Linked DNA regions of Homo sapiens: region 1 is linked to region 2. The links are chromatin contacts, found by POLR2A ChIA-PET in ENCODE. All regions are on one chromosome and are shown on one strand. Each heading gives the region's core, a stretch centred on a gene start or an enhancer-like site at or near the end of the contact. The rest is flanking DNA. Distances are from core to core; before and after follow the strand shown.

Region 1 (2,919 bases), core at 100-2,599, 82 kb before region 2:
ACTATTCATACTCACAGGTACTTTTTGTGTTTTCCTGTTTACCTGTTTTATTGGGTGTGGGGTGACCATGGCTTGCTGGCATGCTTGTTCTCACATTAGCATTTTTTTCTTTTTGCTTTATCCTCCCGAAATTGACACATTAGCATTTTTTTAATTGACATATATCACAGTAGCATAAGGTCAATACTAACTCTCATTCACTTATATGCCCTTAAACGCGGTATTGCATTATTTTTACTAAAAGAAGGGAAGAGACCTCTCAATCACGATATTTCCCTTCTTATTTGAAACAAAGATTTGGGAAAACAAAGTAGTTGCTTCGTTCATCTACTTATTTATGAATTGAGCTACATAATTTCTCCAAATTTAAAAATAAAAGCAATAGGCCAGGCGCAGTGGCTCACGCCTGTAATCCCAGCACTTTGGGAGGCCGAGGCAGGTGGATCACCTGAGGTCTGGAGTTTTGAGACCAGCCTGACCAACACAGGGAACCCTGTCTCTACTAAAAATAGAAAAATTAGCAGGGCATAGTGGCAGGCGCTTGTAGTCCCAGCTACTCGGGAGACTGAGATAGGAGAATTGCTTGAACCCAGGAGGTGGAGGTTGCAGTGAGCCAAGATCGGGCCACTGCACTCCAGCCTGGGCAACGGAGCAAGACATCGTCTCAAATAAATTAATTAATTAAATCAAAATTAAATAAAAGTAATAATGCAAGTAATTCTGCCTACCTTCCTTCTTTACTCAATAAATGTAGGTCTTGTAACTAGTTTGATAGTGATGTCAATTTTCTTTTCCACAGAGCCTCTCAAAGTCTGGTAATTGCACCTTGCTGAATGCTACTCTAGTACTTAAATATATTTTCCACACAAGAAAGGCACTGAACACAAGCCAAATATATCTTATTTGATATTCAGTTGAAGAAACAGTGACTTTTTCTTGAACCTATAGAAAATCCTCACCGTGCCGGACAGAGAATGTATAATGGTCTCCCCATCATGATACCTTCTACTTACACTGACTTTAGAACTTAATCCCTAACCAACAAGATGCCACTATTTTGTAGAATGAGGTTGTGGTAGGTATAACATTTTCCACAAATTCTTTTACACTTCTCCCCTCAAGAGGTGAAATCCTCTTCCCCGTCATTGGAATAAGAGCTGGTCTTGGTGACACGCTTCTTAAAAACAAAATATAACAGAAGTGATGCTACATGACGTCCAAGGCTAGGATAAAAAGGCTAATACAGTTGCCACTTAGGCTTTTGCCCTTTTCCTTTCATCCACTTGCCCTCTGAAACCAGCCACTTGCTGTAAGGAAACTCAAGTCTTACCGAGAAGTCACACGCAGGTGCTCTGGCTCATGGCCCTGGCAACCATCTAACTGCAACCACGTAAGAATTTGAGCAAGAACCAACTAGCTAAGCCAAGATGAGCCCCAGACCCATGATAGGTAATACTGATGACTCTTCTTGGTTTATAATATCACTAAGTTTCAGATGGTTTATTTCACAATAAATAATTGGTATAAGGTCTGATTAACCAAAGGCATCTTTGTTGGAAGAAACAATCGTGCATTGCTTGACAGGATGTGTTCTAAGAAATGCACTGTTTGGCAATTTCATCATTGTACAAACATCACAGAGTCTACTTACAGAAACCTAGATGGTATAACCTACTACACCTCTAGGCTATATGGTGTAGCCTACTGCCACTAGACTAAGAACACGTACCGCATGCTGATGTACTGAATACAGCAGGCATCTGTGACACAATGATAAGTATTTGTGTATTTAAACATATCTAAACATAGAAACAGTGCAGCAAAAATATGGTATGAAAGATAAAAAAAAAACTAGTACACCTATTATAAATAGAGCTTGCAGGGCTGGAAATTGCTGTGGGTCAGTGAGTGAGTAGTGAGTGAATGTGAAGGTCTAGGACACTACTGTACACTACTGCAGACTTTATAAACACTTAGGCTATGTAAATTTATTTAAAATTTTTTTTCTTTAATAATAAACCTTAGCTTATTATAACGTTATAAACTTTTTCTTTTTAAAAAAATCTTAACTTTTGTAATAACATGGTGTAAAACACAAACACACTGTACAGCTAACCAGAATATTTTTTCTTTTTCTTAGAGATGGGATCTCTCTATGTTACCCAGGCTGGACTCAAACTCCTGGGCTCAAGGGATCCTCCCACCTCAGCCTCCTAAGTAGTTGGGACTACCAGGCATACACTACCAGGCCCAGCTCCTATATCCTTATTTTATATGCTTTTTTCTTCCTATTTAAAAGAAATTTTTTTTTAACTTTTTAAACTTTTTGGTTAAAAATGAAAACACAAACACACACATTAGCCTAGGCCTATACAGGGTCAGGATCATTACTATCCGTCTTCCACCTCCATATCTTGTCTGACTGGAAGGTCTTCAGGGGCAACAACACAACCGGAACTGTCATCTCCTATGATAACAATGCCTTCTTCTGGAATACTTCCTGAAGGTCCTGTCATGGAATGATTTACAGTTACCTTTTTTTTTTTTTTTTTTTTTTTTTTTTTGAGACAGAGTTTCACTCTTGTTGCCCAGGCTGGAGTGCAAGGGTGCGATCTTGGCTCACCGCAGCCTCTGCCTCCTGGGTTCAAGCGATTCTCCTGCCTCAGCCTTCCCAATAGCTGGGATTACAGGCATGCGCCACCATGCCCGGTTAATTTAGTATTTTTAGTAGAGACAGGGTTTCTCCATGTTGGTCAGGCTGATCTCAATCTTCCGACCACAGGTGATCCGCCCACCTTGGCCTCCCAAAGTGCTGGGATTACAGGCGTGAGCTACCATGCCCGGCCTACCTTTTTATATGGAGGAGCACACTCAAAGATAATAAAAGTTATCATATACTAAATACATAAACCAGTAACA
Region 2 (2,857 bases), core at 158-2,657:
ATGTTGTGGAACTCAGGTAATCTACTTGGGCATCCTTGTTACCTCCTTGCCAAATGGTGATGGAAATAGACAAAGGAAGTGTCCCTTGCCTGAGAAGGACATGGAGACCATGGGCTCATTCCCCTTAGGAATGATAGTCTGGGTCATGCCACCAGGTAAGCCACCAAAACCAGTAGAGATGTTAGCTGAGGGCCCAGGGATTTTAGAATGGTTAAGAGAAGAGATAAAGTGAGTACCAGTTGCAGTCTCAAGACCAGTCACAGCAGCAGGTGTAGTTTGTTCCACCAACCTTCCCCTTCTAAGGAAGACAGCCCCATTCATACATGAAGCAATGAATCCAAGTAGCACATGGGGTAGTCTATGCTGAACATGGAGATGATCTGCCCAGATCCCCCTGTGAGGAAAGATTTGCTGTCTCAGCTGCTGGGAATGCAATTGACAGACAGCCTTCAACTGTCAGTTCTTGTAGAAATTGGCTCAGCTGCAGAAATCCCCCCTACCAAGGTTACATCCCTCTGGAGGTAGTCCTTATCCAATGACTGGAGTGAGAGTACAAATGTCTGGCTACTTTGGCTCACTGTGGGATAACCCTGAGGAGCCATTTCAGCTCCAGAGCTCCCCTTAGAATTGGCTGAGGCTGCCAGGCTGGCATCACAGCTTGGCTTCTCCCTCTGCCTGATTCTTCCTTCTCTTCTTTCCTAATAAATATCCCAAACACTAAGCTGTGTTTCGGAGTCTGCCTCCCAGGGCACCCAAACTGCAAGTAGAGAATCCTGTTTCCCGGAGTTTCCCTCATCTGCTAATTTCTTTTGTTAGTGACGTCCACGTGAGGTCTATAGGTTGCCTTGTGCAGAGCTGGCACCTCACCTGTCTGAGCCACCACAACCCTGCATTTATTCCTTTCATTACAGCACTCACCACATCACGTTGAATTGTCATCTATGTTACTGTGTTAGTCTTTTCCTCTGAATGATTCGTCTCATTCAGGAAACCAGGGACCCTTTCCTCACCAACTTTTGTGTTCCCAGCACCTAGTGCATATTCAGTGCTTAAACGGTGTTGTTGAATAGTGATGAGTGATGGGAGAAGGCTTAGCCTTAAACAGGCTTTTTGTTTGACTTCTGGAAGTTCTAAGCCTTTATATAAAAAAGTGAAGATCTTTATTAGACTATTTGCTAAATTTGGCTCTGCATCAAAAACAGTCATACTGATCACATCAGAATTTATTTTCCCTTTGTGTTTGAGTATGAATCAAATGATAAGTGGCTACCAGCAGCAAAGGATTTTCCAAGCAAGGGTGAAGGGTGAATATCCTGGAAGTCAGTGCCTTCCTGGTGACATAGCAGTTGTCATTTACTAAGAAGCTGCTGTGCTCCAGGCATAATGCTCAGCCCATGAGTCAGAGAGAGAGAGAGAGAGAGAGAGACAGAGAGAGAGAGAGAGAGAGAGAGAGACAGAGAGAGACAGAGAGAGGGAGAGAGAAGACCATCCTACCCTAGGCAGGCTAATCTAATGTGGAAGACAGGTAAGTAAATAACTTGCAACCGGGCGCGGTGGCTCACGCCTGTAATCCCAGCACTTTGGGAGGCCGAGGCGGGCGGATCACGAGGTCAGGAGATCAAAACCATCCTGGCTAACATGGTGAAACCCCGTCTCTACTAAAAATGCAAAAAATTAGCCGGGTGCCTGTAGTCCCAGATACTCGGGAGGCTGAGCCAGGAGAAAGGCATGAACCCGGGAGGCGGAGCTTGCAGCGAGCCGAGATAGTGCCACTGCAGCCGGCATGGGCGAAAGAGCAAGACTCCGTCTCAAAAAATAAAAAATAAAATAAAGTAAAAATAACTTGCATGTAGATAAACCATGTTCTTCCTCAAACACCTGTGACAGCATCAGTACCAGGATGAGAGTGAAATGTGAAGCAGCAAGGATTCTTTGAAGTGAGATAATAAAAGCCAACAATAACCTGACTTTCAGGGGACACACACACACACACACACACACACACACACACATTATATAGGCCAACTGCATTGGCCAGTTTACCTCTGAGTTCCCCTTCCTCAGCAGTGTAGGAAGGAGCAACCTTGCGTTTCCTCCAGTGGTAAGGGTGCCACGAATGTAGTGGCACAGAACATAGTCCCAGGCCAAGGTGCTGGATACATGGGTGGAACTTCATTTCCTGAAATTTGGGAGTGGAGTGGGCAAGTCTGGAACCCTAAAGGAAAGGAGGAATTACAGGGGTAAGATTAGGTACTAACAAGACTTGGCCACATCAACGCAACACACCACATGGGAGGCCTGGGTTCAGTCCCCGGCCCATTAAAAAAAAAAAAAAAAAGGCCGGGCATGGTAGCTCATGCCTGTAATTTTAGCATTTTGGGAAGCTGAGGCCAGTGGATCACTTGAGGCCAGGAGTTCAAGACCAGCCTGGCCAACAGGGCAAAACTCCGTCTCTGCTAAAAATACAAAAATTAGCTGGGTGTGGTGGTGTGCACCTGTAATCCCAGCTACTCAGGAGGCTGAGGCATGAGAATAGCTTGAACCCAAGAAGGCAGAGGCTGCAGTGAGCTGAGATTGTGACACTGCACTCCAGCCTGGGTGACAAAGCAAGACTCTATCTCAAAAAAAAGAAAGAAGGAAGGAAGGAAAGGAAAGGAAAGGAAAGGAGAGGAGAGGAGAGGAGAGGAGAGGAGAGGAGAGGAGAGGAGAGGAGAGGAGAGGAGAGGAGAGGAGAGGAAAGGAAAGGAAGAAAGAAAGGCAGGAAAGGAAAGGAAAGGAAGAAAGACTTGGCCACAAAAGCAAAGTCAGAGTCCTTTCCTGCCTGGAAGGACTAGAAGCAGCAATGATTTTGCTGAAC

What was found. ChIA-PET counts read pairs that join two places held with the same protein, here RNA polymerase II (POLR2A).
Region 1: POLR2A ChIA-PET joins it to region 2 with 22 read pairs in activated T-cell. The contact joins two enhancer-like sites. POLR2A ChIA-PET finds 5 or more read pairs at or near these places in 3 of 52 experiments (BJ, PC-9 and activated T-cell).

The regions. Positions count from the first base shown.
Region 1 is chr5:65,966,326-65,969,244 of GRCh38, reverse strand. All of the region lies in intron 1 of ERBIN (erbb2 interacting protein), which reads right to left. Among named protein-coding and RNA genes, the nearest start is that of ERBIN, 41 kb to the right of the region's middle. Within about 2 kb of position 1,349, at least 2 of the 41 ENCODE cell types and tissues checked have a DNase peak (open chromatin) inside an H3K27ac peak, as active enhancers do.
Region 2 is chr5:65,884,626-65,887,482 of GRCh38, reverse strand. No RefSeq gene overlaps it. Among named protein-coding and RNA genes, the nearest start is that of ERBIN, 41 kb to the left of the region's middle. Within about 2 kb of position 1,407, at least 2 of the 41 ENCODE cell types and tissues checked have a DNase peak (open chromatin) inside an H3K27ac peak, as active enhancers do.